Linked DNA regions of Homo sapiens: regions 2, 3 and 4 are each linked to region 1. The links are chromatin loops, found by intact Hi-C in ENCODE. Cell type or tissue: mammary epithelial cell. All regions are shown on one strand. Region 1 has its middle 87 kb from the start of AREG. Region 2 holds the start of BTC (betacellulin). Region 3 overlaps EPGN (epithelial mitogen). Region 4 overlaps MTHFD2L (methylenetetrahydrofolate dehydrogenase (NADP+ dependent) 2 like).

Region 1 (8,000 bases):
TTTTTCAAAAAATGATTTAAATATTGTGTAGTGTTCTCAACTCCAAGACAATAATATAATTAAATATCTACACAATAAATTCTATACAAAGGCCACAGGTCATATTTATATCATATTTGCCATATGCCAGAAACCAAGTAGTTTACATATCATCGGTTCATTTAATCATTACTGCAAGCCAGTTAGATGTATACTATTACTATCTTCATTCTGAGGGTCGGATTACTTGGCCAAGTTCACACAGCCTGAGCCCACACTTTTAACCATGTAATTTCACATCTAATCTTGTTCAGTGTCATATTGTTGAATATAAGATTCTGCATATACATAAGTATAAAAAGCCTAATATTGAAAAACAAGCATACAGTAACAGCATCAATTAATACACATTGGTCAAACTGAACTGATTACTGAAAAAATAAACTAGTAGAATTTAGACACCGGTACTTATGAAGCCAATGTAAATGACTGAACACATACATAGGCCAACAATTAGGTCAATCTAGCCAACAATTATTGAAGTTTATATCTGCTCAGTTTATCAGTAAGTATAAACTTTTTTTTATTTTATCTGGGGCTATATATGCTTCTTCTTGGCCTTTAAAACTGTGTATTCTAACACACGTATTCACACCTAGTACCTCATCCATGGAACCGGTAATTTTAGCTGATAATTTTGAATTCTTTTCGTGTAAATTGATTTTATTCACCAAATAGTTAGATTTGTTATTTGCAGTTCATTCCTTTTTATGCTCACCCATTTAAGGTTCTGGGTTTAACGTCTAGAGACTTAAGTTCAAGGCCTGACTTGACCACTTACCAATTGTTTGACCTAAGGCAAGCCACCAAAGTTCCCAGTTTCACTTTTCCCATCTGCAATGATACCTTCCAGCCAACTTCACAGGCAAAAGGGTCAAGTGAGATAACATATATGCAAATGCTTCTGAAACTACAAAGCACAGGATAATGTGAGGTATTGCTCACATCTGATTGCTCCCATAAAGGAAGTAAAGTCCTCCTTAAGGAACAAGAGTGTGAAATTTAGAACTGGGTTAACATTCCTTAAATAATATAAAAGTAAAACAAACAAAAACCTTTCTATATTAAAAATATATAACTTTAAAATGTTTCTACTTCTGATTTTAGTTGTACCAATCTGAAAGTGTACATTTGCTTTTACTTGGTTTTGGCAGGATAAAATTAGTTCAGAACTAAAAGAAGGGTCATGATTGAAGTTTTCTTTAAGAGTTTCTTTTATGTTCAGTATGATCATTAGAAATTCACAAAGAAAATCTATTTCTTTATCCATAGAAGAATAAGCTCTTCTGTTTTTAAGAAACTTACATAAGTTTAAGCTGGTGTTTAGATGTCTCCCTAACAAGTTTTGTTTTTGAAGAAAGTCTTTCACTGCAATCCCCATATCCTTGTTAAGCCATGTGAGTTGTTTCACTTGCTAAGAGTTCAGCTGCAACCAATTATAGGGGGTGGAGGTGCCATATTCTCATTCCTTTAAAACTCATCAGAGGGAAGAGGAAGTTGATTACAGTAAATGAAAAACAGGACTCAAGTGGCACTGATGGCATATGCAAAATGTATCTTCTATATCTCTTACTGTCTGCCAGAGAACCTAGTATCATCCTTGTCACAATCACCTTCCTAGCAATAAAACTGGGCATTACAGTAAGAAACCAGACAAATATTATTCCGCCACTTGTGTAAGAAAAATAAACTCATACTTAAACAATCAGATAGTTTAACAAATATGAACACAATATCTTATTTAGTGGCTTATGTAATAGTAGTAGTAGTAGAAGAAATGATTCTTTTATAAGTGAGGACTGCCACAGAATTTTGCTTAAGAGTTAAAGGAGAAAGAGATCCAATAAGGAACCCTCAGGCTTTCTAACAGCTAGAATCAGGAATTAATCTCCCTATGGTACAGCATTGTCTTCTTTCATGGAGATAATCATGCCTGCTATGCTTGTAAGGATCAAATGAAATGTCATTCATTCACTCATTAAATATCAGGTACCTACTGTACTTAAGAAAGTGGGTTAGACACTGTGAAAGATTCGATGGTGTTTAAAATAGCCTCAGTTTTTATGAACTTAAAACCTAAGGGCAAGATCAATGACATCAACACCATGGACAATAAAAGCAGGGTGAAAGTTCAGGAGTCATAAAGGCTAAAATAATGTGATATGAGAATTCATGTCATGAAAACGTGCTTTGAGACTGTAAAATGCTATACAGATGCAAGCTATCAGAATAGTTTAGGACATGGCGAAACTGAGCAAAGGTGTTTGATGACTTGTTCCTGTAAACATTCCCTTTCCCCTTTCTGTAACTTGGTTAATAAAATAGGATAGGAATCAGTGACTTAATATGGTGTCTTACAAACTCCAGATGCTCAGTAAATATTTGTTGAATGAACTAATGCTTAACGATCTACCTCTCAGTGTTATTTGAAGGAGTACTTGGTAAAAATTATTCTAGTTGGGAATGCAAAAGCACTACTTAAATTATTATTAATACTTAGAAAAATAATGCTATTTTAGAATCTATTTTAATCAATTATATTTTATAACATTTGTTTCAGATGAAACAGCTACCCTATATATAGATTACCAGTGTGTAATGTGGGTACAGTGTAAACCGGTAGAAAATACATCGATTTGGGAGCCAGGACCTCTGCATGAGAATCCCCAATATCCACTAGCTCTAGGAAAAGCTACCGTGTGTGCCTTAGTTTTTTAATCTGTAGAACATATTAAATATGAATTTACCAGATAACATAGAATATACCAGATAATTGCTAAGATCTCTTCCAGCTTTAACATTTTAATGTCTCAATACAAGAGTACTATTTAATGAAAAACATTTAAATTTTATAAAATGGACTTAGCTTGTAATGGGCTATCGCCGTGTTTTAAAAATGACATTATCATATTTTGGGATTGGTAAATTGTGTGTATATCTATAAGATAAGAATGACAAGATTACAAACATATCAAGATATTCTAATATAGGTTAGAAGTACTAGCTCTGCTCCTCACCTCACATACCTTTGAGCTATTTGGGGAGCAATCTATGACCAGTTCTACATAGTTAAGGCTAACTGAGGAGTATAATTATTAAGTGAATTGGACTAGTTCTGGACAATTAAAGCAGAAACTTTCAGTTATTTAAGGACATACCCATCTTTCCATTTTGTTTTAACTTTGTTCCATGAGTAACAAATACAGCCTGGCCAATCATGTGCTAGAGCTGTGCACTCAAACAATTTTATTTACAATAAATTTTAGGGAATTAATGAGGCATCATATGTGGCCACACACTATTCACAAAACTGTAATCAAAATGGCCCTTTAAACAATATGTTCATAATGGTGATTGACTGAGCCTTCTAAAGACAGGAAACCTGCAATAGGAGAATGAGCCTTCTAAAGTTAGAATCCCCAAGAAATTAAGATGAAAAGACAATGTGTTATTTATTGAGTACCTGCATTCTGTGTGACTCTGAGCTAGGCTGTTAAATATATTTACTCATTTGAAACATGATAAGATATTAGCAAATTTTGATTTAATCATTCCCATTTTAGAGATAAATAGTCTCTGATAAGTAAATTGCTTAAAGTTGTAGAGCTAATTGGATTTGAATTCAAGTCCCTGAAACTTCAAAGCCCTATGCTTTAACCACCACCTCCCATAACTATGCTTATGCACTATGTTCGATATTATATTTTAGGAGATAAAAATGTAAATTTTAAATATTAGTTTGAGGCATCTTATGTAAATCAAGAACTCATTTGATAATCCATTAGCTCATGTTTCATGCTGTATCTACACAGATTGACTCATTTTTCTAGAAAGCATCCCCTGCTACCTTCTTCTACTTTGATCTTGCTAACTTTCGGTCCTCCTTCTGGTCCTCACTTAAATGGCATCTCTTCAGGAGGCAAACTTTGATATTGATTTAAATTAACTTCTTACTCTTAAGTCATCTTATGCTTTTTCAAATTAGCCTTTCTCCCGTATGTCCAATGCTCACAGTAAACTGTCACATCCCTGAGGGCAGATATCATATCTGTCTTGTTCACCTCTGCATCTCCACCATTTAGAACACAGCTTGGCGTGTAGTAAATACTCAAAAATATCTGTTGCATGAATAGCACATGTATCTGATGTAATGAGCTGTAAGACTCCAAAAACATATGTCCCTTGGGAAAATTATATTGTACATTTCTGTTTTATAGCATCATACACACAATGAAAACAAGAAAGGTGTTGTAGTAATGTTAATATATTAACAGATTCAACAATGGAGTCCCTGGTGTGGGCTCAAATTGCTGGAAAGTGAATTATTTGTTAGCAAATTCATGAAGCACTGCTCCATTTCACTTTATCTTGTTTTGTCTTATAAATTCCAAAGAACTAACAACAGTAGAGTGGGTCGTTGCATCAACATTGCTTCCATTTAGTAGACTGATGCAAGTAACCAGTAACAAGGTCTTTCTTTTTCTCTTTGTGATACTTCTCATGGTCAAAAGATGGCAGTGTGTTCGAGAGTGACAGCCTTCTTTCTAAGTCCGAAATGAACAGCAGGGTGAGTGGTTAGCTGTGGTCCTGATGAATTGAGTTGGCTTTGCAAAAATCTCAGGTTTCAGAACGATGTCCAAAGCAGAAATCCACGCCTTCCCAGGAGAAACATTCACATTTTTTGGATCTGCTGCTTACCTTTGTTCAGGAGAGAAGAGCTCCAGAAAGTGTATATTCTCTTATAAACAGATAAAAAAGTAAATTTGAGCCACAAATGAAAAAAAAATTATTAAATGCCAGAAATAAAAGTATTGCTAGCTTCAAATACCAAATGTCAAATGCTGTGATCAATCCACTCGTTGACCCCATTTGGAGAACTTCTATTTTCACTGATAAGCCAAGGTATCTCTCCTAAAATGTCTGTATTTTATTTTATGGGAAGTTAAGATGGAAATATTTGTCTTCTTCATGAACTATTTTTAATTGTATTTACAGCACAGATATTCATAAATAAGGTGGCACTGTGACATTGCTGTAAACTAGGTGAGATTGTCTTCAGTACCTTCCTCTACCCTGTGAGAGCTCTCCTCCTTCTCTTGTAGCTGCTATTCTTAGAGACCCAGACATTCAGGACCAGGGCCTGAGCTCTCCTCCAGTGCGGGCGTCTTATTCTGGATGATGCCTCAGGCTCTAACTCAGTCATTTCATCTGTCCTCCTTAAAGACTTTCTAGTGCTGTTCTCCAAGGATGGCCTCTCTGTTGGAAAGGGTCAAATCGATATCTGTCTAATGGCCGATGAGGTGCACTGTATTGCCAGGTACCCAATCACTTATTTGTGTTTTTTTCAGCAGTCATGAATGGCACTCACCCAAGGTTACCACCAGGAAAGTGAGAGCCAGACAAGGTACAGCTAACAATAATAATGCTTCAGACAGGTAAACTCTGAGGCAGAGCAAAACAGATTGCTGTGCAGTGTGCAGAATTTTCGTACTTTAAGAGGAACATATTCATTTTCTATCCTTAACTCATGGCATAATGCCTGGGCCATGGCAAACATTCAATAGATGTCTAGGCCTAAGCTTTTAACAATGAGACATTGACACAAACTGTTGGGGCTGATATTTTTGCACCTCTCTCTTGTCCCTTCATATTATCACATGTTAAGAGTAAAAATCTATGCCTACTATGAACTGCCTGTGCCTATGACATTAGGACTTAAACAGAAATTGTGATGGATTGTGATTCTACTTTTTTGTTTTGTTTTGTTTTGAGACAGAGTCTCACTCTGTCACCCAGGCTGGAGTGCAATAACGCAATCTCGGCTCACTGCAACCTCCGCCTCCTTGATTCAAGTGATTCTCCTGCCTCAGTCTCCCAAGTAGCTGGGACTACAGGCCCCCACCACCACACATGGCTAATTTTTTGTATTTTTAGAAGACACAGGGTTTCACCATGTTAAACAAGGTGGTCTCGATCTCCTGACACTGTGATCCACCTGCCTCAGCCTCCCAAAGTGCTGGGATTACAGGTGTGAGCCACTGGTGATTTTACTTTAATTCCTCCTTACTGTGGCTTCTGCAGTGGAGAAGACAGAAGGGCTTGTTAGACAATAAGATAATAAAATGAAGATGGAAATAAGTTCCTGAAGCTTACTTCAGAAAAGTCACAGGGGTGTGGGAGGTGCCACGGGGCCATGTAGCACTTGTTCCTAGCAGGGAATAGGCCTAATTTGTTTGGCTTGACTAATAAATAGGACGCAGGCATTCACACTAGCAAGTGTTTATTTCCTTACAAATGTGTTATGCTTTTGTTTAATGTGTTTCCCAGCGATTTTCATTTATCCCCACAGCATCTCCTAAACTGCACAGTTCTCTTGAGCGCTGTCTTTATGAATAAATCGATCAATTCTTTTGAGAATCTACAGGTTTTTAAACTATTTTACAGGAAACAGGCCAAAACACTGCCAGTTGCCTGGATGATTTGACTATAAAATGACCTGTAATCCAGTTCACAGCATCTTTCTTCACTTGTCTTGAGAGATTATTTCTCTCAAGGATAAAATAAATGTATCAGCAAGAGTCTCTTTCCTCCTTCTCGTTTGAATTCAAGCACATTAGGTATATCAGGAAATAGCCCAGTGCAACCAAAGAAGAAAATCACCCAAGGGATGTGACCTTCCTTACTGTGACTTCATGCCTGTAAACCGAGGAATAGCCAGTTGATCCGGCAAAGCGGGTGTGTATCTATTGGAGTTGCCAGGGAACAATGGCCTTCACTGTGCAGGCTGCCACATGGGAAACAGGCTTGTTTTCGTTTTCCTTTATGTCATTTTGGGGTATAAAATATAATTGTTCTGTTCTTTATTTGAATGCCGCAGAGTCAGTAGGGAACTCCAGCTTCCTGCTCCCAAATATAGGGCCAGTTATTCCAGAAACTCCGTAATTCATTGGCATTTTAAAGCACTATAGTTGTAATGGTAGCCTTTTACTCCAACATCAGAGCAAGAGGAGCAGGTTTTCTTGTGGAAGAGGAGGGAGCTTTCAGGAAGTTCCCAGAGAGTCATTTGACATTTCTGCCTGGGATGAGGAGGAGGAATGAGATAAGGGAAGGGCGAATGGAATGCAGCGCCTTCACAAGGACAGTATATGTATCCTGGCATGTGCAAATCCAATGTGAATGCAAAGGCTTTGCAAACATGTCTTCACCGATCAGAAGCACATACATAGTCAAATTTCCCATCTTCACCTTACCACTATGCGTAGAATTTCCTCATAATGTAACACCATAGAAGTTTTAAGGCTAAGAAAATGATTCTCATTACATTTAACTTGCATGTGTTAAATTGCTAAAGCTAGCCAGACATGGAGAAAACAGCTAGCTCTCATAAATTCTGACTTACATCTCCTGTTCTATCAAGTCAATAAATACACTCATCCTTGTCAGAGATATGACTCAAATTTTGGCCTGTTTTTGAAATTGTGAGAGTTGATAAATAACAATAGAAGGTGAATTTGATTTAGGACTTAAATGTAGAGGGGATGCTTAGTCAACCAATTAATTTCTGAGGGTTTCTAGCCGTTACCTTGTAAGCTTGTTGCTATATATTAGTAGACACAATTTTAATTAAAAAAAGACACTCAAAGACATAATTGGCAGTTAAAGTATTTACATGTTTCCTGGATTTTATGGTTACAATTGGTTACATATGAAAGGCATATGCTTTTTCAAATTCAAGTCCAATTTATTTATGCTTACAGACACAAGAGCTTCCTGGCTCTTGAATACAAATGGAAAGATAACAGGCTCTCATGGTCTAATAATATGAAGCTAAACACTTCAACATGAGAGTAATTTTGTTTGTGTTGGCATTAACTCTCTAACAAAGTACATTTCCCATTTATGGTCATGACACCCCAGCCACAGACACATATAGCATCTAGCTCCATCATTCCTCGCATGGG
Region 2 (8,000 bases), 260 kb before region 1:
TTTTGAAGTATGTTTCAATATGGCCAAAGAAAAAGATCATCATGGTGAACTGAAACTAACAGGTATAATGTCACAGAGACAATTATTTTTGAGGTTTAATAACATATGTTAAGCTGCCATTTAAAAGAGATAGCAAGTCAGCCGGGCGTGGTTGCTCACGCCTGTAATCCCAGCACTTTGGGAGGCCGAGGTGGATCTCCTGAGGTCAGGAGTTCGAGACCAGTCTAGCCAACATGGTGAAACCCCATCTCTACTAAAAAAAAACCACAAAAAATTAGCTGGGTGTGGTGGCAGGTGCCAGCAATCCCCAGCTACTTGGGAGGCTGAGACAGGAGAATTGCTTGAACCCGGAGGCAGAGGTTGCAGTGAGCAGAGATCACGCCATTGCACTCCAGCCTGGGGGACAAGAGCAAGATTTTGTCTCAAAAAACAAAATAAATAAAAATAAAAGAGATACAAATCAAACACATTGAGAAATACATATAAAAAGTGGATCCCCTAGACTGAAGAGGAAGATACAAGAAAGTAGGCAGGAAAAAAAATAACTACCTCCCTCAGAACAACTAGATTATAAAATACAATTACCTGAATACAACTTTTGAGCAGTGATTTTTCACTGATACATTCTTAGAAACCAATTCAGTAGTTTTAAATAAAATATTTGAAAGTTCTCTCTATGTAACTGTACCACTAATAATCTACAATGCATGATGCTTATCATTACTATAAAAATTACAATTTTAAAAATGCCTTTCATCATTTTCATTCACCCACTCTTATTAAATAAAGTTAATGGTCATTAGGAAATTTTCCTATACTACTGAATGCCTTAAAGCCTTCATTTGGAGAATACATGTTGGCCTAGAAGGAATGCATTCCAAAATTTTCCTTTCCATCATGGCGTGTGTCTGTTTATGTGTTGTGCCCTATATGTAACTACAAGTTTATTTTGTCCTGTCCAGAAGACGGGGAGGACGGTCCCAGCTGCAGGCTGTTCTGTGTGGGAAGAGAAAAAGGCTGATGCTTAAAGGCCCTCCAAAGGAATCTACTTAAGCCTCATACCAGATTTGGGAGGACTGGTTATACCTGCCTAAACCTGGCACAGGAAGAACAGCACTCAAGCAATTCCTACCTTGGGGTTAACTAGGAATACAAGTTTCACCTTGTGACTCTGGTGTAACTTTGGTTTATTTTTCTCTTAGTAACAGCTCAGCTTGCAAATGAAAGCACTGAGACGCAACTCAGTTACATGTTTGAGGACTCAGGAAAATCAATTCTTACCTTCCACTCTTCCAAATGTAATGGTTGTATTCCAGCTTTACCATGCCCCATAAGCAAATGACTTGAGAGAGAGAGGTGGTTGGGGGCTGGGGGAGAAAAAGAAGAAGGAGAAGGAGAGGGAAGAAGAGGAGGAAGAACAGAGAGAAAGAAAGTGAGGGGAAAAAAAAGAAACAAACAAAAAAAGACAGGAAAAGTCTCTTAACATTGAAGAGATTGGATATCCAGTGTCAGAAAATTTGGATTTTCTTGGGAGTACTTATTTTATTTATGGTGGTAAATAAAGCCCTCAAGGAAGGTTATTAATTTATCTGTCCTATTTAGTATATTAAATTATACTACTTCATATTCTAGTGGCCTGAAAAAGTTAATTTACCACTTGAATGGCATAAATGATGAATACTTACACCAAGTCCTGGAATTTTCCAATGCTCAACAAACATTTAGTACTTTTTGTTTAGGTCTCGCTTTTTTTTTTTTTTATTAGTATCTACGAAAAAGGAAAACAAAATTGTAGCATTCTGTTGGGGCTAACAGGACAGCTGTTGGCTAGGCTAAATGCCATCTTGGAGTAAGAGATACTTTAACTTAGGGCACTGGTGCTGAGAGATGGAGAGAATATCAGAAAAGAAAAATGCAGGGTGGAAGTGTTGAGAGGGAGGGAGATGATGTCAAAATCCATTGGCTTCCAGTGTTTCTGCTCTTTTTAGCTGGGGTGCAGTAACCTTCCATCTTACAACTTTGGGTTTCTTTAAACTTCATGCCTGCCCTCTCTACCAATGTTTTATGAGCTGTCATGTGGGACTAGAATGGGATTCTGAAAATTAAGAGCTGATTTTTATTCCACCGGATATATCAGTTGCCTGGGGCAGTAAAATAATTTAGTTTTGAAATGAAATGTTATTCGTGGGAGACAAGTGCACAACAATTTACTTAACTTAAACAGTAGGATGAGGAGGAAGAGGCAGACACCCAAACTACATTTCATATGTAAAATAAGGCTTACATGACTTTTGGATGCTATAGAAATAAAATTTCTGTACTGAGGGGCATAATTATCCACATAAATCTTATATGAGGAACACAGACCAGTACAAAAGCAGCTGTATCTTTTGGTTATCTTGGAGGCAATATATAACCACATAAGGTAAAATTGGATGCTGCTTGCTTTCTCTAAAAGCTGTGAGGATGTCTTTCTGTTCCAGAAATTGCTTAATGCAAGTAAATGAAAATATACTGAATACATGAGTAAATTCATAAACAGAAATACAAATGAAATTTCTAAAGTAGGTCCTGGTGAGCCCCAATTTTATGAATTATTAGAAGACAATGCACCCAGAAACTAAGACACTAGCTTGAAGACTTTTTTCATTTCTTTTCTTTTTTTTTTTTTTTTTTTTTGTTGCTGATGTTGTTGTTGTTGTTGTCGTTGTTTTGAAACAGTGTCTCACTCTTGCGCCTTGGCTGGAGTGAAGTGGCTCGATCTAGGCTCATTGAAGGCTCCATCTCCCAAGCTTAAGCGATCCTCCCCACCTCAGCCTCAGGGAATGGATGGGACTGCAGGTGCACACCACCATACCCGGCTATTAATTTACTTTTGTATTTTTTGTAGAGACGAGGTTTCGCTATGGCTTCAAGACTTTAAAAGGCAACAATGACTCTTTTGAAATTGCCTGCATTATCAAATGCCTGAAGTCAACCACAATGAATGGTGAGTCTGGTTTCTCCATGACACTAGCAATCCTCTGAAATAAAGGAAGTTAGAATTCCAGAACACGTTTGGGTCTCTGACTCTTCCTCGGTGGCTTCCAGGAGTTTAGGTCAGCCTGCAGGCCCGACCGGAACCCCCGACACCCCTCCACGCGGATTCTTTACATCTCCCTCCCTACCTTGTTTACGCCCTAGGGGGTAGGGAAATGAACAGTCAGTCAGGTGAGACCCAGCAGGGGGAGTGGTGAGCTGGTCCGAGGGCAGCCCGAATATGTCCCTGGGTGTGGGTATGGGTGTGGGGCAATTTGGGTGGGAGCAGCGTGGAGGCTCCCAGGACCAAGTCCTGCGCCTCTTTGGCGGGGTGTGTGCAGGAGGAGGGGGGATAAATAGGAGGCTCCCTCCTCCCGGCGACATTCACGGAGCCGGCCGGCCTCCCGCCCTGGGTGTTTCCCTGCCTTGTAGCCAGGGTGCCAGCCTGGGAAGTAGTTTCGTTTCCTTCTGCCTCCGGGATTAGTTTCCAGGCACCCTCTCAGGCGCCCGAGGCCCGGGAAGGGGGCGAAGAAGGAGGGAGACTTGTCTAGGGGCTGCCCGGCCCGGCAGAGCGGGGTTGATGGACCGGGCCGCCCGGTGCAGCGGCGCCAGCTCCCTGCCACTGCTCCTGGCCCTTGCCCTGGGTAAGTGGCCGTGCTGGGCACTGGAAACCAGGAGGAAAGTCTGGGGCTGGAGTCGCGGGGAGGGCGAACCCTGAACCGAGCTGGCATCTGGACAAGAGGGCGCGCTGGGGCTGGCAGGCGCGGGTTGGAGAACTTTGAAGGCTGGGAGAGCGCGAGGTTAAAGATCTGGCAATTGGGCACCTGGGGCTGCACCTGCTGGAGGCAGTCCCTAGACGCGTGAGAAGGCCCGAGGGCGGAAGCGATTCCGAGGTCCTCGCTGCCAGTGCTGCGAGCAGGCCGCCAGCTGCTGACTTGTGCGCACAGCAGAGGGCCTGGCGGCGCCGGCGGGCTGTCCACCGGGGTGAGGCGCTGTGCTCGCAAGTGAGGGTCGGGGGGTGGGGGCAGGGGCGAGCAGGGAAACCCACTAAAGAAGCTCACGTGGTAGTATAGACCAAGAAGCATATCCTGCAGGAGGCAGAAGAACGGGAACTCTTTGACTGAAGGTGTGATCACCTGGCGTTAGGGAAGAGTGCCAGCGGGAGGAGGAGTAGCAGGATGCCTAGAGCCCTCCAGAGGGTCTCTCCTGCCTCCTTAGGAGTCAGAACTCACAAAGCAGAGCTGGAACTTCAGATGTGGCTGGAAGCAGGCTTCCCCTTCCCCTCCACCGAGGGAAGGTAGTGAGAAGGCTTCTAAGTAGGAAAAAATCCCAACTCTTCAAAGCTTGCTCTCTGCATCATGGTCATTTTGCGGGGCAGAGAAGGGAAGGGAAACCAGTAACATTTTCTAATCTTAGCTGGGCTGTAGACACATCTGGGTTTGGAGCATTTATGTGGTAGGAGGAGAGTCTCCACAGCTGAAGTGTCACCACGATATCACTCCTACCTTCAAGCCTGGGAAGGGGACACCACAAATGAAAAAGAATGGGAATTCCTCTTATTGAGGAAAGAGAGGGGGAGCCTAAATGAAAACTTTCATTTGACTGTGTCCTTGGAGTAAGAGAGGTGGCTAAAAAGGTACAGTGAACTTGCTTGGAGGTGGATCAGACTTAGGACCAAGGTTAGAGAAAATAAACTTATTTAACAAACGCTGAAGAGGAAGGAGTCAGTAACAATTTAGTGGTAGAGTGAATGTGTACATTCATGAAGAAGAGCAATGGGGTTGAGACTTAACCCTAGAAATAGTACTGATGCTTTTGCCAGCATTGCTTGCAAGTAGCTGACATTCTCTTCCTCCACCGTGTCTAAACTATCCAACAGTCAAAGTATTCCCTGAGAATCTGTCGTAGTCAGCAAGGTGCTGAGGTATGTAGCAATGGAGGTGGGGAAAGGGCTCATGAGATTCCTAAAATAAAACATGATTCCTGCCCTAGAACTTGCACTGAATTTGGATATGCAAGCCCAGCAGGGTAACCTGTGGAAAAATTCACGGAATCAGAAAAGGGAGAAAGAGCTCAACAGCGGGGGCTGGAATAGTGGGGAAAGGCTGAATGGAGGACACGAATGCGTGCCTTGAGGCTTGGGTAGAGTTTGCAATAGTAGAGAGGAAAGAGGGAACAGAGACAAGGGAAAAAGCATTTAGTAAAGGGTTGGCGATGCGAATGAGCATGCTTTACTGGAAAGAGTAGAATTTCTGAGAGGCAGACAGATTATGAAGAACTGAAAAAGCCAGATTAGAATATTTGGAACAGAATCAATAAGCTATTAAACACACACCATCACAGGGCTTGACTGGGAGTGATATGATGCAAACAATGGTTTAAAGGTGATAAATCTGTCAGTGAGGTGCAGTATAGGAAGGGGGGGCGCCTGTGGGCCAGAGGACCTGATTGTCTCGTAGGTATAATCTGGGCATGAGCTACTTGGGGCCTAAATTAGGGTGATGTTTTAGCAGAGGTGTCATAGTAGAAATGACTATTGAAAGTCGATGGACATTCTTTCCCCTTTACTATCACAAAACTTGTCAAAAGACAGAAATGAAAATCAAAAAGCAAAACTCGAATCCAGTGCTATTGTACACTCAGGGTAACCTAAATGTACAACCGCCCTGTTAAATGATTGGCTTGGGAAATTGAATTTGGTCTCTAGATCCCCTTAAAGCTCTATTTCTTGCAAAATGCTAAGGAACGTAATTTGTTGGCATCGCTGTTTCCATTAAGTGGCCCTATTTCTGTCATACACACTTTACTTTTAAGTCCCCTTCCTAAATTATGTCACATGTTGTTCTATTTACTTTTTGAAAAGAATGTGAGCAATAAGATGCATGAGACACTAGTGTTTGTGTGTGTGTGTGTGTGTGTGTGTGTGTGTGTGTGTGAGATGGTGGAAATGCGATGAGAGTGGGCATTGAGCAGACATGAGCCCTGGTTCCAGCTCTACCACTTCATGACTCCGAGATGTCTGTAAGTTACAACTTTCTGGGCATTGTTTTTCTAATTTGTAAAATGAAGAGGTTTCATTAGATGGTGATGCCCTTTCCATGTCACATTCTTTTCAAAAAGTAAACAAAATAACATGTGATTTAAATTAGAAATGGCTTATGTCTATTACAAATGTAGATGCTCCTTAAATACATCTGGCATTTAGTAGATGCATCTTTACAGGATAATTTCCATTCTAACATATGCAAATTAGGTACTACTTTCTTTGAGAAATTTTATAAAGACAGAAGTGGGGTTGGAGATATAAAAAGAAGGTATACCATAAGCAGATTATATGGTACAAATACATTTAATATAAATATAAATTACACGTTTATGTGTTATCGATATTCTTTATATGCATTAATTTGGTTTAATTTTCTAAAACTGTTTAAAGGCATTTTCTAAGTCAGTAGAAATCCTGAGCCATTTAATCTTACTTTCTCAAAAAATGAGATTTTCCAAAATGGGCTCGTATTTCTCTACTGTATTTTCTTTTTCTTTTTCTTTTTCTTTTTTCTTTTTTTGAGACAGTCTCACTCTTTCGCTCAGGCTCAGTTACAGTGGCATGATCTCAGCTCACTGCAACCTCCGCCTCCAGGGCTCAAGTGACTCTCCTGTCTCAGCCTCTCGAGTAGCTGGGACAACAGGCACTCGCCACCACGCCCAGCTAATTATTGTATTTTTTGAAGAGACGGGGTTTTGGCATGTTGGCCAGGCTGGTCTTAAACTCCTGGTCTCAAGAGATCGTAGCAGATAAATATTTGTTGCTGAATTAGGTAGGGAGAGATAGGACATTCAAGTGCAGAATGTCCTGTCTAGGGAGAGATAGGACACTCCAGTGCAGAGACGTTGCGTTGCATATAACAGGAAAAACCAATACTGGAAACCATTTCTTTTGACTTATTTAAAAAGCATGTAAGCTCATCCTAGCTGTCTCCTACACCTTTGCTTTCCCTACTGCCTACCCATACATCTGTGCCATCCCTGGCTCTGGCTATTCTCTGACAGATTCTTGGACTCCTGGCTCTTCCTTGCTTCCAGGAAACCCTGCTTCTCCTAGCTCAGGGCCAGGCTAGCCTGACTAATAATGTTCAGTTGGTATTGGTCAGACCAGGTGCTTTATTTTGGACTGTGTCTGGCCTGTGTCACTCAGTGTCTATTCTGATTCTATTCTAGTCTGACTCTATCCTTGAATTTGTGGGTGACTCCTGTATATTCTCCAGTCTGCTTAGTGCACCAACACCTAGAGGATGCTCCTTTGGGCAGATGGAGAAGGGGTGACATCGCTTCATAGTCTCCCTGATAGAACCCACATGGCAATTACTGAAAATGGGTAAAAAGAGCATATCTTGAGGCAGGGTCATGTAGTGGTCAAGCCTGTAAACTCTGAACCAGACCTTTGGGGCATGGCCTCCTGGTGCTGTGACTTGCTAGCTCTGAAACTTCGGGCAAGTCTCTTAAACCTCCTTGGCCCAGTTTACTCACCTGTAAAAGCTAATAGTAATAGGACCAATGCAATTACGTGAATTAAATGCAATACTATGTAAAGCCACTCAAAATGTGCCCCAAACATAGAATAAGCATGAGTTATTATAATAGACAGTAGGAAAGCACAGGACAAATCATTCATTGTTATCAATACCTCTTAAAATTTTTTGACATTTTGATTCTGGATACTTCCCGAATGTCATCAGGCTCTACTAATTAATGGGAAGACTTTCTGTTGCCTTCATTTCTCAAATTCCTGCTCCCGCTAGTTATGAAATAGGTAATAGATAAAAATCCTCAAAAAAGTTTTATTTTGACTGGGTTTGTCAAAAAGGAACAAATGTAAAAAATAAAGCTGCAAAAGTAAAATGCATATCTACTTTTGAAAAAATAAATGCCTCTACAGATTCTTCTTCCTCTGCCAATTTTGATCCTAATTTCATGCAATGAAG
Region 3 (8,000 bases), 210 kb after region 1:
ATGTTGTGTCCAGTTTTTCTTAGGCAGCTTGGTCCACACCCTGTTTTTCAGGGTCTTATCAGCCCCTAGCCTCTGCAGCTATTTCAACAGTTTCTTTTTGCTAGTTATGTAAAACTGCTGCCTGGAATTTTCTATTCTCTTGCGACCACTCTGTATTGTTCCTGTCTCTATAGCAGTAATACTGGGGGTAATGGAATGCTTTGATTACTTCTGGAATGAGAATTGAGGGATGCACAACTAAACCAGGCGCAATGAAGGTGAAGGAGAATGGTACTCCACAGCAAAATTGGTGTGGTTTTTGGAAGGGGCATGGATGCTGGGAAGGCACAAAAACAAACAAAAAACTTTTAATTTTTACAACATGCAAATACAAACCACTGGAAGATAAATCAATTCTAACCAGGTTTAAGGAGCAGCTGAAGGTATGTTCACCTATCGGAAGCTCTCTAGTTCCTCAAGCAAATGGACTTCAGTCTACCCAAAGCACCAGTATGCAGATGCACCTGTTTGCTTAGCCTACCTAGGCAGACCTAAGCCCTGACAGTAACATGTGTTAGACTCAAAAGGGGGACCCTAATACCTGTATATACCAAGTTTGACTCTCTTATTTCTTATAGATTCCTTTGTTTAATTGTTCCTTTTTTTAATCAAATGTTTCATCAATTCTTAAGCAATTTCTTACTGTAAGATCTGCAGTTTGGGCTAATATACTGCCTAATATAGACTGCTGAAGGAAGCAAAACCGTTTTTCTTCCATGCCATTTAAAGACTTTTGAATAAAAGTAACAGTTTGCTCAGAGGGTAAAACAGAGGGGAATAAGTCTCAAGGAAAAGAAGAAGAATTGGAGCTATTCCTATTAATACAGTAAGTTGATAATGTTAGGATGAAAACCATCTTTGAATGTTAGTTGATTTAAGAAGGAAAATATAGTCATAAAGGTTTCTAATCATTTATAACTTGAAAAAAAGTACAAATAATATGATGAGAACTTGAATCCACAGTAATATGGGGCTTTGGAATTTTGTCCTTGACACTTGTAAATTTAGGTGGAGAAATGAGGGTTATGATAACCCCCAGGTCCCAAGGTCCTGAGTGCCTAATATCAGAATATTTCAAAGGTTTAATAATTATCATGAAGGTTGAGACTGAGATACAAGGGTTGTGATAATTTCAAGGTACAGTCAGTTCTGTTTTAATGCTTGTCTTGAAAGCGTGAGTTTATTCCAACATAAAGAATAATCTGTACATAACAGGAACTTTGTGTTTGCTTAGGTATAATTTCACCTGAGAGAAATGCTAGATGAGGAGAAAACTGTTGAGCAGAGCAGCATAGGAGAGAGCATACATGTGTGCAATTCTCAAATATCTACCAGCGATCTTGGCTCATGTTTGAGTTATAAACCACACTCAACCACATCTGCTGTTATAACTTTCCACCCAATTTTAAAAACCCCTCTTCCATCACTTGATAATAATTCACAAGCTAAACCCTGCCAATACCCACTTCCACAAGCAAACTGCAGGTCTTTTTAAAGACAACGTACCATGTTTATTGTACTGTTTATGTATATTTTAACCACCTAAAATGTATAAAATTGTGTTACCATTTTTAGAGTTTTTTTGGTGTTTTTAATATGTTACTGAAGAAGTTTTTTGAATATTGTTTCTCAAACCCCCATTTTTGAATGAGTCCTGTAGGATATCCTGCTCAATTTTTTAGTGTAATGATTTTTAGGAATACATGTCACCTTGTAACAAAACTTACCGTGTTGAGTGTCATTAAGAGTTTCAATGGGAGTTTTAGATGATTTATAATTATAATAAGTAATATTTATTGAATGAGTGCTATGTTCTATGAATTTTACCTGTATTAGCTATCTGATTTAACTTAACCCTAAAATGATCCTGTGGGTGTGATTATTTTCCCCATTTTATAATGGAGGCAACTATGATTTAGAGGGATAAAATAATTTATTCTCAACCACAAAGCTAATAAACAGCTGGAGTTCAAAACCCAGCTCTCTGAGAATGCAGATCCCACTTCAAAAAACACTGGGCAAACTCAACCATGGCCAAACTGTGCTAAGTGCAGCAGGACTTGTATTCAGAGAGACCAGCAGCCATGTGCTCACCTGCCTGTCACTAATTAAGACCACAAAGCCTGGGAACTGGACAGCCTTGCAGCCAAATCCAGGTTCCACCACTTACTGGGTGCATATCATTGAACGAGTTGCTTAAACTTTCTGAATTTCAGTGTCCTAATGTGAAAAATGGAATTCAATTGTAATACAATAGCTAACATTCATTGAGCACTTATTATTAACCTCAAAACAATCTATGATATAAATATTGTCCCATTTCTACAAATGACAAAACTTGGGCTTAGAAAAGTAAAAAAAAAAAAAAAACTTGATTAAGGTAGCACAGCTAGTAGGAGTGAAGCTGGATTTCAACCTGTCTGTTAAACTCCAGACAATTGTCTTCTTAACCACTGTTGAACACAACCCCTAATAAAACCTTTCACCTGGATGTCTCTGAGGATTGAGGGAGATACTATCTGTAAATCATTTTGCACTGTGCCCAGTCTATGATGTGAATTTAATAAATGAAGTTCATTGTCATTATTACCATTGGAACTTAGCTAAGAACATAAGTAATTATAATACAAGGCAGAATGTAAGTGTTTGAAAAGTACAAAAAAAGAGAAAGATGTCAAGGAAATTCAAAAGAAGGAGAAATGACATTTGTAAATAACACCATTCTTTAAGGAGGGGGCAGCATTTGAAAAAAATAATGTGATCTTGGCAGAGGTGAGGGAGGGTAATACATGTAGCAGGAACAGTAGAGACGGTAAAACACAGAAATGGATTGTGTGGCCCATTTGCAGAGCATAGAGCAGTGGTTGGCCACAGCTGATGATATGCATAGGGCGAGGGGGGATGAGAAAGACAGACCACCTGAGCCTCCCTGGAGAGGGCTTCACAATGCAGGCTGAACAGTCCTTGCTAAACATGGTGCACAATGGGGAGTCAGTGTCAGTTCTCAAGCTGGGAGGCAACATAAGCAAGCTTGTGCACTGAAATGACAGATCTGGCAAGGATTATAGCAGAGAGTGACTGAAGGTGTGGGCAGGGCAGTGCCTGAGTCACCAGATGCCACCCCTGCCGGTTTCCAGGTGAGTGTGGGTTCTCCTAATAAGCACATTCTTGGGCGACTCTTTGATCTGAGACTCCTTTATAATTTATGAGGTTTGCAGTACAATGGGGCCCTCTACAGGCATCTTGATGATTAGACTCAGGAGAATTTAGATGAGGAAAGATTAAAATGAAACCAAAGAAGCAAGTTTGCAGACTTAAAGGCCCATAGGACCCTGTGCTGGCAGCCTAAGCAGCAGCAGCAGTTGGGTATTGAGGCATGCTCCTTCTAACCAAAGTTACAAAAGATATAGAGCGCTGGCACAAACAAAATAGGACCAGAGCTCTATATTTTTTATTTTTCAAAAGAGGCTAGATTTTTAAAAATAGTAAAAGAGCTTGGTTTTTAAATGTGGGCTTGATTTAAAACAAACACCACGAAAGCTAAAGGGAATATGTCTGTGGAATAGATCTGCTTATCGGCATCACATTTCCAATGTACAACTTCCAACCAGGAAGGGAATGTGGAGGTCATCTTCAGAGTCTAACTTCTCCACTTAACAGGCAAGGATATCATATCCAAAGAGTCCCAGTAAAGTTCAGATCACACAGCTGAACTAGAAGACCGGTCATTTTAGTGCCAAACTATTGCACAGATTTTTTAAAATGTTATTTTCCAATTTTTTTCCTAAGCTGGACCACCGCTACTTACTGCTTTTCTGCAAGGTGCATGGGGGGCTGGGGTAGGATTGAGGATAATGTGGAGAGAAGGGGGTTGATGAGATTTTACTGTAGACATGACAATCACTTGGATTCCTCACCCCTCATCTCAAAAACAACCTGAGTCAGGTATGTCTCAATAAAGCTAAAAAAATGTTGGGAAATAGCTTGTAGCCAAGATTAGAATATTTCCAGTATTCTCTAGGAATACTGGCTACAGGTTAGAGTAGAATATTCCCAATATTCCAAGAGAGTGCTCTAAGAGAATACTCCTCATTCCTTGAGTCATGAGGATAAGCCAGAATTCCTTTACAGTATACAGTCTCTCCCCAGACTGTGCACTCAACTGTCAGCAGGCACTTGACGTTGATCTGACCTCACCCTGAGGGTGTTATACATATCTTAATAATTTGCAGACGACAGCAGGGGAATTTTGTGGTTGATCCATGACAAATATTATCATTTTGTGGCCAGGTGTGGTGGCTCACGCCAGTAATCCAGCACTTTGGGAGGCTGAGACGGGCGGATCACAAGGTCAAGAGATTGAGACCATCCTGGCCAACATGGTGAAACCCCGTCTCTACTAAAAATACAAAAATTAGCTGGGCGTGGTGGCGGGCGCCTGTAGTCCCAGCTGCTTGGGAGGCTGAGGCAGAAGAATTGCTTGAACCTGGGAGGTCGAGGTTGCAGTGAGCTGAGATCACACCACTGCACTCCAGCCTGGCGACAGAGCGAGACTCCATCTCAAAAAAAAAATTATTATTTTCTATATTTTAAGAAAATAACTTTTTTCAATTGCATACTAATTACTTGGGCATACTTTTAAGTTCACTAAGAAATTATCCCTCAACAGTAATATTTTTCATAAAATATTGGGAAGCATTATTATATAGAGCTTAGATGTTAGATGAAGAACTCTGACATCAGATGCATCTGGTTCAGGCTGAGGCCCTGTGACCTTGAACAAGTGATTCCCTTCTCTAAGCCTCAATTACACACAAGCATGGATTAACTAAAATAATGCAATTGATGCTTTCAAACATTGCAAGTGCTCATAAATGGTTACTGTATTACATTATTGCTTTAACTTGATTTGTTAAGGAACTTAATATTGAATTAATTTTTAGTGTGATTTTAAAGATCTAGAGATGCCATTTTTTTCTTTTCAGAAAGATGTGAATCCTAATTAATACCATCTTAGGAGATCGAGACTATCCTGGCCAACGTGGTGAAACCCCGTCTCTACTAAAAATACAAAAATTAGCTGGGTGTGGTGGCACACACCTGTAGTCCCAGCTACTCAAGAGGCTGAGTCAGAAGAATCACTTGAACCAGGGAGGCGGGGGTTGCAGTGAGCTGAAATTGTGCTACTGCACTTCAGCCTGGTGACAGAGTGAGACTCCATCTCAAAAAAAAAAAAAACAAAAAAAAAGAAGAATACCCTCTTAAAGATCAGTAATACTGCTAGTTTGACAGCTGGTTGACTGTAGACTTAACCAAATTTTAATCTAGATGACGTATGCCCCAATAATATCTGAGACATAAAAAATGACAAAGAAAGGCCATGAGGTGGTTAGATAAGACCTGACTGAACAATTCAGTTCTTCTTGTTAACACATAATCACATTTCTAATCTTTATGAGATGTTTCTTTGGAAGCTGTGGGTATTGCCGACAATCTGGAACATCCATCATGTTTAGTTTTGGAAGAGAAGTAAAATATAATACTATTTTACTTGTATTCACATGGATATTCTCAAGGGGCCTAGACTTAAAATTCTTAGAAAATTAACTGCTTAAGCTCTTATACTCTGAGCTGGGCACTGATTGATTAAATAATTAATAAAAATTGAATACTTAATAAAAATGCAGAATTTAGAAAAGACATTTCTGAATGTGCTACTGAATAGGTCTGAGCCAAAGATTTGGACAAAAATGTGGGCTCACCCAGATTAGCAGTGCTAGACACTGGCAAATTAAGTTTCAACATTTATAGTTCATCTTGGCAGCTACTCATGTCCTGATGTCATGCAGCCATGATGTAAGCGAGAAAGAGTGATGTTTTGCAATAGACGGATTTTGGTAACCCTTCCCATGAGTGTAGGTAGTAGGATACCAATATTTATATCACTTCACAGAAAGCATGTTACATTTTGTAATGCAGAGACATTAAATGGCTTCCTCATGGTCCTCTGCATAGATGAATTGTCCTCATGTTTAACATCAAAAGCTTAAATTGCTGATGTTTGTTATTTTCTTATGACTTTTTTCTCAATTAGATATAATGAATGGAAATCTTGACATCACCAAAACGAACATGTTAAAATTAAAGGATTAGATTTGTATTGTGCCAGGAAAGACTAAAAGATGAACTATGTTATAATTTCATCCTTTTCAAACTTTATGAAAACACAACTATACAAAAAGCTACCTTGGGGAAAGAGAATATAATGACAAGCATTTTTAATTACTTTTTTTGCAAATTTACTGGCTCCAGGATGGCTGACATTATATTCTGTGCCCCATCCTCATTATACTCTGAAATGCTAAATAATAAAGCACTCATGAATACTGATGACTTAAGGATGTGTTCTCAAATAATTGGAGGATAGACGAAGGGAAGTGACAAAATGGGGAATGAAAGAAATTGATGAACCTCTTGGCTGGTGTAATGTAGTCAAAGATGCCAGAAACATGTTGGCATTTGTTTCCTAAATAATCCACCCTCAATTAATGACACAACTGATTGATAGCTGAAAGTGTAGTTCTGAAGCACAAACTTTACTGAAAGGCTCTTTTTAGGGTCTTCTTACATATAGAAAAAAATGAAACAATTTCCAAATATATTTATGCATTTTCCTCTTAAGTTCTGCTTAGGTACTTAAACATTGACAGATGTGGTTCTAGCTCCATAGGAATGTCAGAGATTCCTTCCTACAAAATTAATGGTAGGAACTACAAGGATCACAAGATTGTTTTATATGAAATATCATAAACAGATGGTTATCATAAGCCACACTCTGAGTTTCCATACAATCTCACAGGGTAGATTTTATGTTGTTAATAAGTACTATTCTATAGGTGAACAAAGTTGAATCTCATGAGTATTTGTTTTGGTTAACATTTTGGTTTTGCAACCTGAGGATTTTAATTCTTTTCCTGATGTTCTAATTTTAATTATATTGTGTTTATAATTTATAAGTATTTATAGACAACAAATATTTATAATCTTTAAGGTTATCACCCCTCCATACTCCAGCATTAATTTCTTTTTCCTTTTATCAGGAGGCAATTCTTAATTAATTAAAGGCAATCCTGTATTGTTTCTTCCCATACTCTCCCCAGCTCTTTTACATCTTTTTGAAATACTCAGGAAGAGAAACGCTTTCTAGGTGTGGTCTGTCACTGGAGTCACTGGGAGGAAACTTCAACTCTCCACTCCTTGGTATGATGTAAGCTTTGCATACTGTGTGAAAACATTCAGAAAGTGCTGACTGCAATCCGTTTGCATTAAATTCCTTCTGAAGGAAAAACAAAACAAGTTAAATACCTTCTACTCAAAGGAAAGCAGAATTTTAAGTTTGGTTTAGGAATGAATGAAAAGTTATAATTTAATGTAAATGAAAGGCTTGTTGCTGGACTGCCATTGCAAGAATAGTCAAGTTTGATCCTCTTTTCACCACTCATGATCAAAATTGTCTTGCTTATCTACATCACAAATGGAAAAAAAAAGAGTCCATTGTTTTAGATTGAATCTTAAAAAATGATAGCTATTATTACTCTTTAATATTTTATATTTCCTTCAAAAATAAATTATTATTTTACAAACTAAACCCTAAAACATACCTAAGATAATATCGAGTAGTGTGTTTCAGGGTTAGAGGTGGGGTTGAGGTCCATCTCAACATGCTGATGTTGAGGATCTCACCGGCAATGCAGATTTGGAAAAACATTTCCTTATTCCACTGTCAAGTTTTAGAGCTAAGAGGGCCTTGTAGAAGATGAAACAAAAGCACAAATAAATTAAGCGACCTGCATATGACTGTTTGAATTAAGTGGCAGAAATATAACTAAGAGGAAGGATACTGATTTTTTTTTTTTTTTTTGAGATGGAGTTTCGCTCTTGTCACCCAGGTTGGAGTGCAG
Region 4 (8,000 bases), 300 kb after region 1:
ACCAAGAAAAATATCAGTAGTCAGGCTGCCCTCTCAGGTATTGACAAAGCTCACTGCAGGCCAGGGAAGCTTTGCTTACTTAGTAACTTAGGCTTTGGGCATGGGTTGTGAGGGCCAGAATAGCCTGAGGTGGGAAGATGAGGTAGAAACAGAGAGAGAGGGAGACTGGGACGGTGGATAAAGGCCTGAGAGAAAAAAATCCCTTTCATCTAAGTGCCTCGGCCTTCCCTATCTCCCCTCTCAAAGTCAGGTTGTTCCAAAGGAGGGAGAGGCAATAAGGAATTCATCCAGGGAACAACATAATACACATCTATGAACAAGTGCTGATGTCATCCTGAGAAGGCATACATCTTAAGTATAAAAATAAAGTTTCCATAAAGTTGGTCCCTCATGTGTAAGTCACTTCTTAATTTATTTATGCTTATAAGAACTACTCTACTCTGATACTGTATTAGTATCAAAAGCAACCAAGAAGTATATTCTTTTAGTTATGCTAAGTTGTAGCTTAATAATCAACTGATTTATCATTTCTAAATTGTTTAAATATTCACATGCAATGCCTAACATAGAATACATTAACACATAACACTTATTGAATATTTGCAATATACTGGGCACTGTGCTATGCTCTTTACATGGATTGGCTAGCTTGATTACACTATGCAAAAGGTTTTTTTTTGAGAAGTGTTAAATATTCTTTATTTGGTATTACACATAAACCACACTAAAATGCCTTTCAATAAGTAAAAGGCATCATTTTAGATATGGGAAATTCTACTTAGATCAGCATAGTTAAGATCAAAAATATAAAGTAGACATCGCTATGAAAGGTTACTTTTATTATTATCATTTAAATCACATCAATGAACAGATTGAGATTCAGAAATGAGACCAAGCTCACAATCAGCAAGTCTCAGAGCTGGAATTTAAATCCTGGAATTCTTACTTTAGAAAGGCCTGTGCATTTTCACTACTCTGTACCATGAAAATAATGACAACTTTTAGGAAGGAGGGAAGGAACCCTTAAGTGGAGTAGCAGAGGCTAGCAAAAGAGGACAAGCTGGACAATAACAAATAAGAAATGAGATATGGAAAGGACTATAGTATGAGTGAAGCCATGAAATGTGCTGGCATCACTCAGGAAGCACTCAGGGCCGTAAGTGAGCAAGTTGTACTCCCGGGTTGCATGAGCTGTGGGGATGGTGGAGCTATTTCCTTGCCCCACCCCTTGGAACTTCTCCATGTCCTGGTTTCCTGAAAATTACGAACCCTGTTTCAAGGAGGAGGAAATACACCCGGGGGAAAACCCTATTGAGCCCTAGGATAATGTTTGATGGGAGTGTTTCTAAGACTTGATAATATGATTGGAGAAGTGGTGAAAGGAAATTCGTTGGTCACTTTGTACTTTATGACAAGTAAGTATGAATATTCTGAGTTACTAAATTGCCCATTTATCCTGTTTTATATCATGGTATCTGTCATTAAAAGTGTTGCAATAGACACTCTAAAGTTACAACTGTGAAGGTTCATTCGTCATGCTGGAAGGGATGGCTTAGTGGCCAAAAATGCCAGCTTTCACCACCGTGACACTGCATCCAGAGCTTGACATGCAAGTGGCATTGACTCAGCAGCTCATTTCCTGAATATAGTTTCAGAGTTTACTCAGATGGGTGGAGGGTAATGTGGACAATGTCTAAAAAAACTTGCCTATCCTGCTGAATAATGAAGATTCCTAGAATTTTACAGACTTAGGATAGCCTACAGTTTCCTTAAAGCAGATACGAGAAAGCCCAATGATCTCCAACATGATCTTAGAATTGATACTGGCTAGCTTTCCCTTCTTTATCAGTAGCTTGTGCAAAGCTGATTTAGCCTTTCCCTAAACTGCTCCTCCCCTTTCAACCATCCAGTACTCTTACTGTTCTTTAGATGTAATAGTCTCCTTACTCTTTCTTCACCTTTCCCATAATTTCTTTTTTTCTTTTTTCTTTTTTTTTTTTTTCTGAGACAGAGTCTTGCTCTGTTGCCCAGGCTGGAGTGCAGTGGTGTGATCTCGGCTCACTGCAACCTCCGCCTCCCGGGTTCAAGTGATTCTCCTGCCTCAGCCTCTTGAGTAGCTGGGATTACAGGCACCCACCACCACACCTGGCTAATTTTTGTATTTTTAGTAGAGACAGGGTTTCACCATGTTGGACAGGCTGGTCTCAAACTCCTGACCACAGGTGATCCACCCACCTGAGCCTCCCAAAGTGCTAGGATTACAGATGTAAGCCACTGCACCCGGCCACCTTTCCCATCATTTCTTAATCTTAACATTTACACCTAAATCACTCCATTCATACACTTAATGACATGAACTACTCTTTCATGAATAAATATTTCACTTTTTATTGCTTTAGCAACTACTTTATGATGACAAACTGGAATAATTTGGTAGTTCCCAAAAATAATGCTACAGTGTGTAAATCCAACAACTAGAATAATTCCATCTTAAAAAATTAGATTATATCGGCTAAATATGTATCAATTTGAAAAAGTTCTTATTGTAGTTATAATCTCAAAATCAACACAGCTCACATTTACTGGGCAACCACTATGTGTTAGATATTGTTCTAAGCACTTACCTAGCAAGCTTAAAAAAAAATACCACGCCTTTACCTGCTGTAGTCTAATGAAGATAACAACTATAAACAGGTACTATGTGCTATAACCATGGTACATTAAAGTACTCTAGAAACTTGTTAACTCTCTCTGTGAACTCAGAGATTTGGCTTTGAGTAGGGACTTGAAGCTACTTACTTCTAATTGCATAGTGTGACAGGGTCTGATTCTGCAGATCTAAGCTTCTAACTGAGTCTAAATCTCAATTTTGGGGGCAATTTTAAAAAGGTGAGTGATATATAAGCCAGTAGGAGTAGTACTATGAGAAACTGGAGGGATGACATTAATATTAAATAAGCTAATATTCATGTCTCAGGATCTTCACACAGGATTTCCTCTTTTACTTTCTTCAAGCTTGTGTCAAGATTTCATTACCACATTCTTCACTCTCATCTCTCAGACATTATCATTCTTTCTGATATATATCACGCAATCCTCCTCCTTCTACCCTGAGTTCTCCTAGATGAGGTTGTTTCCATATATGCTGACATTCTCATTATGACAGTGATCTAGCCCTCCCCGTTCTGGCTACCTCTGCCATTAGATCACTATTTCCTTTAAATACCCACTGCTATTTGTATTTGTTTAGTTCCCACACACAATGCATGATATGGTCATTCTGGCAATACTTTATTCCTATTGTCTGGTTATATGGGATTTATTTTTTATATTCACTCACATTCTTTCTATAATTTATAAATGCCTACATGTTTTATCCCTAACTTCTCCAGGTGATTATTAATTAACTGGAAATGTAGCAATCTTTAGTTGTTTCTTATAAATTCTCAATTTTCTTCCCCTAAATTTCCCATTGGCTAAATATTTATTTCTTCAAGAAGACTGCAGAACTACATACAAATCTGTCTTCTACATTCAACATACTTTTGTATTTAGTAAGAGGCATTAAAGGTGAAATAAAAAAGCAAGGAACAGGACTTCTTCCCACTGTCTTTGTTTAAAATGTCTTCTAACTAGTATTAGCATGGTGTATGGCCAACTTGGCTACATCTGAAGTAGCTGCTCACCTGACTGGCGCCCTCTGGTGGTAAGAAAATACCCTCAGCGGGATGCTTGTGGGACAGCCTCAACACCCACCACACCTAAAGCTTGAGTACCTCCTGGCTCCTGTCTTGTTTATTTTATATAGGCTTGAGTCTTCCTTGTCCTTCTGTTCCTTTATTTTCCTTTTCTTTTTCTTTTCCTGTCTTCTTTTTAAATATCTGTACTCAAGGCTGATTTAGGCCTTTACAAAGAAAGCTAGAGAGGATAAACTCAAGGAGGACAACAGTGTTGGCATTATGGCATAAGCTTTGACTTAGTTACAAGAGAATATCAGTGTTTCTTGCAAGTGGATTGTGATCACCCATGTGCCATTTGTCATAATAATAAAACAAACCACGAGTAGGAAGGCATGATGAGAGATTTTCCTCCACTAGAATAAAATACTCATTCAATATAATATTTGATAAATGTTATCTAAGGACAATAGTCAAATATTCTGTACAAGCTGTTAACATTAGTCAAATAATACCTTTTAAGGATAATGTAAACTTCATTCTTCCTAAGGTTAGAAACGGACAAAGATGAGCATTCAAATTCCTCTTTATTCAACAAATTCTGTGTCTTGTGTGTGAACAGAAGTGTCTCTAAAAAGAAGTCAGTATAATACTTATCTGCCATGAAGGTATCAGTGGCTGAAGCAGTATTTCACTTAATGCTGATCTGTGGTCTGAAAAAGTTTACTAACTCTCTAAACATGCCTGACTTCTGTCAATGCAGTTCAAAAATTTGCATTTGATATCACCCAAATGTAATTTTTTGGAAAAACAGGCAATGTGGTATGGTTATCTGTACCAGCTTACTGATTTTTTTTCTGGGAAAAAGAACATTTCTATTTTTACTCTATGAGGAGCCAACTACTGTTCCTGCAGTCATGTATATGTTCTAGGTTCCAGAAAAGGGCCTATAGAAGAATCAGATATTTTATTAAATTTGATTGAAACTATGTGTTCAAATACAAAACAAATTAGAGCAAAATCTAGACCCATTAAATGAAATTGCAATACCTCTCCTCTCTGTTTCTACTTTTACACCTCTAAAGTCAGTTTTTGACACAACTGCAGACATGAGGTCTGATATGTTTTTAAAGGTGTGATCAGTCCTTTAAAACCTAAGTCAGACCATGTTGATCTGCTGTCAGCCATTCTTGGCTTATATCAAAATCCTAACCATGGCCGACAACGTCCTTCATGAGTTAACCCTGGCTACCTTCCCAACAACATTTCTTACTAGTATCCTCATAATTTATTAATATTTTATTAAAATCAGAGTAATATAATAAGCCGTCAAAGACCTGTGTTCTGGAATACATCAAGCATGCTCCTGCCTAAGGACTTTGGTATCTGCTGTTTCCTCTGCTCGGGATGCTCTTCCCCCAGGAATGGTTCTTGATTTGTGCCTTTACTTCATACAGATCTGCTTCTGTCGGTATCTCCATGGGAAACAGAATCCACCCCATATAGTAATGAAATAATTTTTACAGCGATATATTCAGGCTAAGATAAAAACAAAAGCTGTTGCAGCTCTTAGAGATTAGAAACTGGAGGAAGCTTGTACCATTCCTAGGTCTGTAGGGGTGAGGAAATGGTGTTACTGCAGCCCAGTGAGAGCCTTAGCTGTCGGGGAAAGGATGCTGAGCAAAAGCTATCGATGCAGGAGGAAGAGAAAGACAGTAGAAGTGGAAAAGAGTAGAGAAGAAACACCATGACTTGACATTTCTCTTCTTCTCCTTCAGATATCCTACTAGTGCCAAACCTTGCTGGGAGCCAGTGTCAGAGGAACACAGGTGAGGCCATCTTCATTAGTCAGCCTCTCAGGGCCAGACCAGGGCAGGGAAGGGCAGACACTGGGGCTGGTGGACAAATGGAGAATGGCCAGGACAAGAACTCTACTCAAAAGGTCACCTCCCAAGAAAGATCTTCACCAATCAATCAATCTAAAACAGTATCCCCAAAACACTATTCCTTCATCCAGTTTCATTATAGCACTTATCATTATCTGGCATTATATTTTACTGTTTATTTGCTCTCTCTCCCACTAAGATGTAAGTTCTACGAGGGCTGGCATTTCATCATTTGTATCCATTGCTGTATTCCTAAAATTTAAAACAGATACTGCTGCATAGGAAGGGTCCAATATTTATTGAATAAATAATATTCAATTGAATGAATTTAGTATTCAATTGAATGAATTTAGTACTATCTTTGCTATTCAAAAGTACACGTTTAATTAAAATCAGAGTAAATGATAAACTCTCAAATATCTGTAAGTGAATTATCCATACACAAGCCCCATATTCCAGCCTTTTCTATGTTCTAAAATATCTTTCTTGTTAACTTACCCTGTAGGAAAACACAAACAAATTTAAAGAAATTTAATCTTATGAAATATAATAAGTATACATATACATATATTCCATAAAGCTTTCTTTTGTATATTAAAATAGAGAATTAAAGAGTCTCATCATTGAAGGAAGTATTAAAACACAATGAACCCAACCTAGTACTCAGTAGACAGACATTCTCTGCAATGGTCCTTTAAATGGTAGGGAGTAAAGAAAGAATGTGATTCCTTCCCCAAAGAACATATGCTCAAAATAATTACAACTGTTTACATGCATTTTTAGCTATGTTGTTTAATTTATTGAAATATTTTGATAATGTTGAAAGGGGATTTTTTTTTTGTCAACCAAAATGGGGCAAAATCCAATAAACGTTGACAAATAATGCTCTATGAAATGCCACTTATGTTTTTATCTATTTTGCTAATCACTGTAGTGATAAGGAACTTACTATCTCAAGAACTGGTGACTTTGAGGCAGCTTTTATTATTATAAAAGTTTGGGCTTGGGTTTTTTCTTTATGTTAAAAAAAAAGTTGTTGTATCTCTTTAGGTCATACTTTCTTCCAGACCAAACATCCTCAGTTCATCAGACCAAATTTCATATGTCATCTTTTTTGGAAAGATTCTTATCCTAGATACTCTCCTTTGGACATGGTCTCATCCATCAACTTTTCCCCTAAAGTCTAGACTTCAGAACATAATTCTTCAGCCTGGCTGTGTTTAGGGCAGCATAGTGACTATCTTTTCCCCTCACCTGAACATTCTATGTTCCTTGATACAACTTGAAAATACAAGTTTTATTGTTCTCCATAGCTACAATGTATTATTTACCTGCACCAACCTTTTTCCGTAAATGCTGTTAAACCATGTTCGTCAAAGCAATTAGCAAAGTGCACATTGTTCTTGTGCTTAATCTGTCATCCCAAAAGCTGTTTGGGTTTTCCATAATGAAGTAACAAATGCTAACATAGGCACAATGGACTGATATAATGATTGCCAAGAGACAGAATCCAATCAACAGAAGTTAGTCATACATAAAGCTAACTCTCTCAAAAAGCTTTCAAACATGTCAGCATTTAGGGCAGGAATTATTCTGCTGATGACATTCCAAAAAATAACAGTCACTAAGGACTTACCTGCAGCAACTATGATAATATCTGCCAGCTGCGTATGAATCTTCAGTTGCTCTTTGGGGGTGTATCTGTGAGCTATTGTCACAGTTGCATCACCTGGAATACAGAAGAATTTCTATCAGTGATTACTGAACTTTTAAAAATTTTATAAATGCTCTAAATCCAGAAGAGTTTCACTTATTTCCTAAGAATAGAAAGGCTACTTTGACATGACTAAATCACTTTGAGCACAAAAGCTATACAAGAAAACCAAGAGGAACCAAAATATTGTACCCTTCAATTAAATGAAAGGAAAATCAATGAGACCAAATTAGGGTAAGTGCCGATCATCACAGGAGAGCTATAAGTAGAGTCCCTGAAATACAGAATTTGAAAATTCTGTGTTGACTGCTTAATACATTAGTATACAGGATACTCATTGTCTTCATAATGACAAGCAAACAAATAATAAAAGCAATAAGGTAAGTGAACAAAAAATGGGACAATATATTGTGGGAGCATAACTGAGAGATTAATTCTGTCTTGAGAAGGTGTCTAGGAGGGATTCCTAAAGGAGGAAATACATTTTTTTAGGTCTTAATGCATGAGCAGAAGTGTTCTAATCAGGTAAGGAAGAAAAAGGCATTCCAAGCTAAAAGAATAGCAGGAAAAAACTAACCAACTTTGAAAGTGGGTATTTGGAAAATAGCAAAATTTTTTTGTCACAGGTTATGGTACATCACAGGAAGATTTTATATGAAAGCCTTAAGGGAGGGTTGAAAGAACAAGAGAGGCAAGAGATTCCAATATTTAAAGTGTGAGCCA

The links. Peaks named below come from ENCODE experiments on the same cell type or tissue, not always from the same donor. Only the 100,000 strongest peaks of a DNase experiment are listed, where the experiment ranks them.
Region 2: a loop joins it to region 1, with 4 times the contacts of the local background. A loop is called at or near these places in 4 of 110 quality-filtered maps.
Region 3: it touches region 1 in a loop (13-fold over the local background); 15 of 110 quality-filtered maps call a loop at or near these places.
Region 4: it touches region 1 in a loop (2.8-fold over the local background); 7 of 110 quality-filtered maps call a loop at or near these places.

What each region holds. Positions count from the first base shown.
Region 1 is chr4:74,528,615-74,536,614 of GRCh38, reverse strand. No RefSeq gene overlaps it. Among named protein-coding and RNA genes, the nearest start is that of AREG, 87 kb to the right of the region's middle. RefSeq lists enhancers at 4,389-4,683, 4,429-4,723. In mammary epithelial cell, a CTCF peak has its summit at 4,565 (motif pointing right); a DNase peak (open chromatin) is centred at 4,554; H3K27ac peaks cover 394 bases.
Region 2 is chr4:74,789,924-74,797,923 of GRCh38, reverse strand. It overlaps BTC (betacellulin), which reads left to right and starts at 3,401. Exons shown (of 6, transcript NM_001729.4): 1 at 3,401-3,662. The coding sequence starts at 3,599. In mammary epithelial cell, CTCF peaks have their summits at 3,227 and 4,006; no DNase peak of the experiment used is centred here; H3K4me3 peaks cover 1,313 bases; H3K27ac peaks cover 447 bases.
Region 3 is chr4:74,315,913-74,323,912 of GRCh38, reverse strand. EPGN (epithelial mitogen) reads right to left here. Exons shown (of 5, transcript NM_001270989.2): 5 at 7,124-8,000. The region is part of intron 2 of LOC105377276 (a long non-coding RNA gene); the gene reads left to right. Among named protein-coding and RNA genes, the nearest start is that of EPGN, 11 kb to the right of the region's middle. In mammary epithelial cell, a CTCF peak has its summit at 3,272 (motif pointing left); DNase peaks (open chromatin) are centred at 3,192 and 4,242; H3K27ac peaks cover 1,152 bases.
Region 4 is chr4:74,224,594-74,232,593 of GRCh38, reverse strand. It overlaps MTHFD2L (methylenetetrahydrofolate dehydrogenase (NADP+ dependent) 2 like), which reads right to left. Exons shown (of 8, transcript NM_001144978.3): 6 at 7,200-7,292. Among named protein-coding and RNA genes, the nearest start is that of MTHFD2L, 70 kb to the right of the region's middle. RefSeq lists a silencer at 3,727-3,796. In mammary epithelial cell, a CTCF peak has its summit at 3,710 (motif pointing left); DNase peaks (open chromatin) are centred at 1,583 and 3,703; H3K27ac peaks cover 379 bases.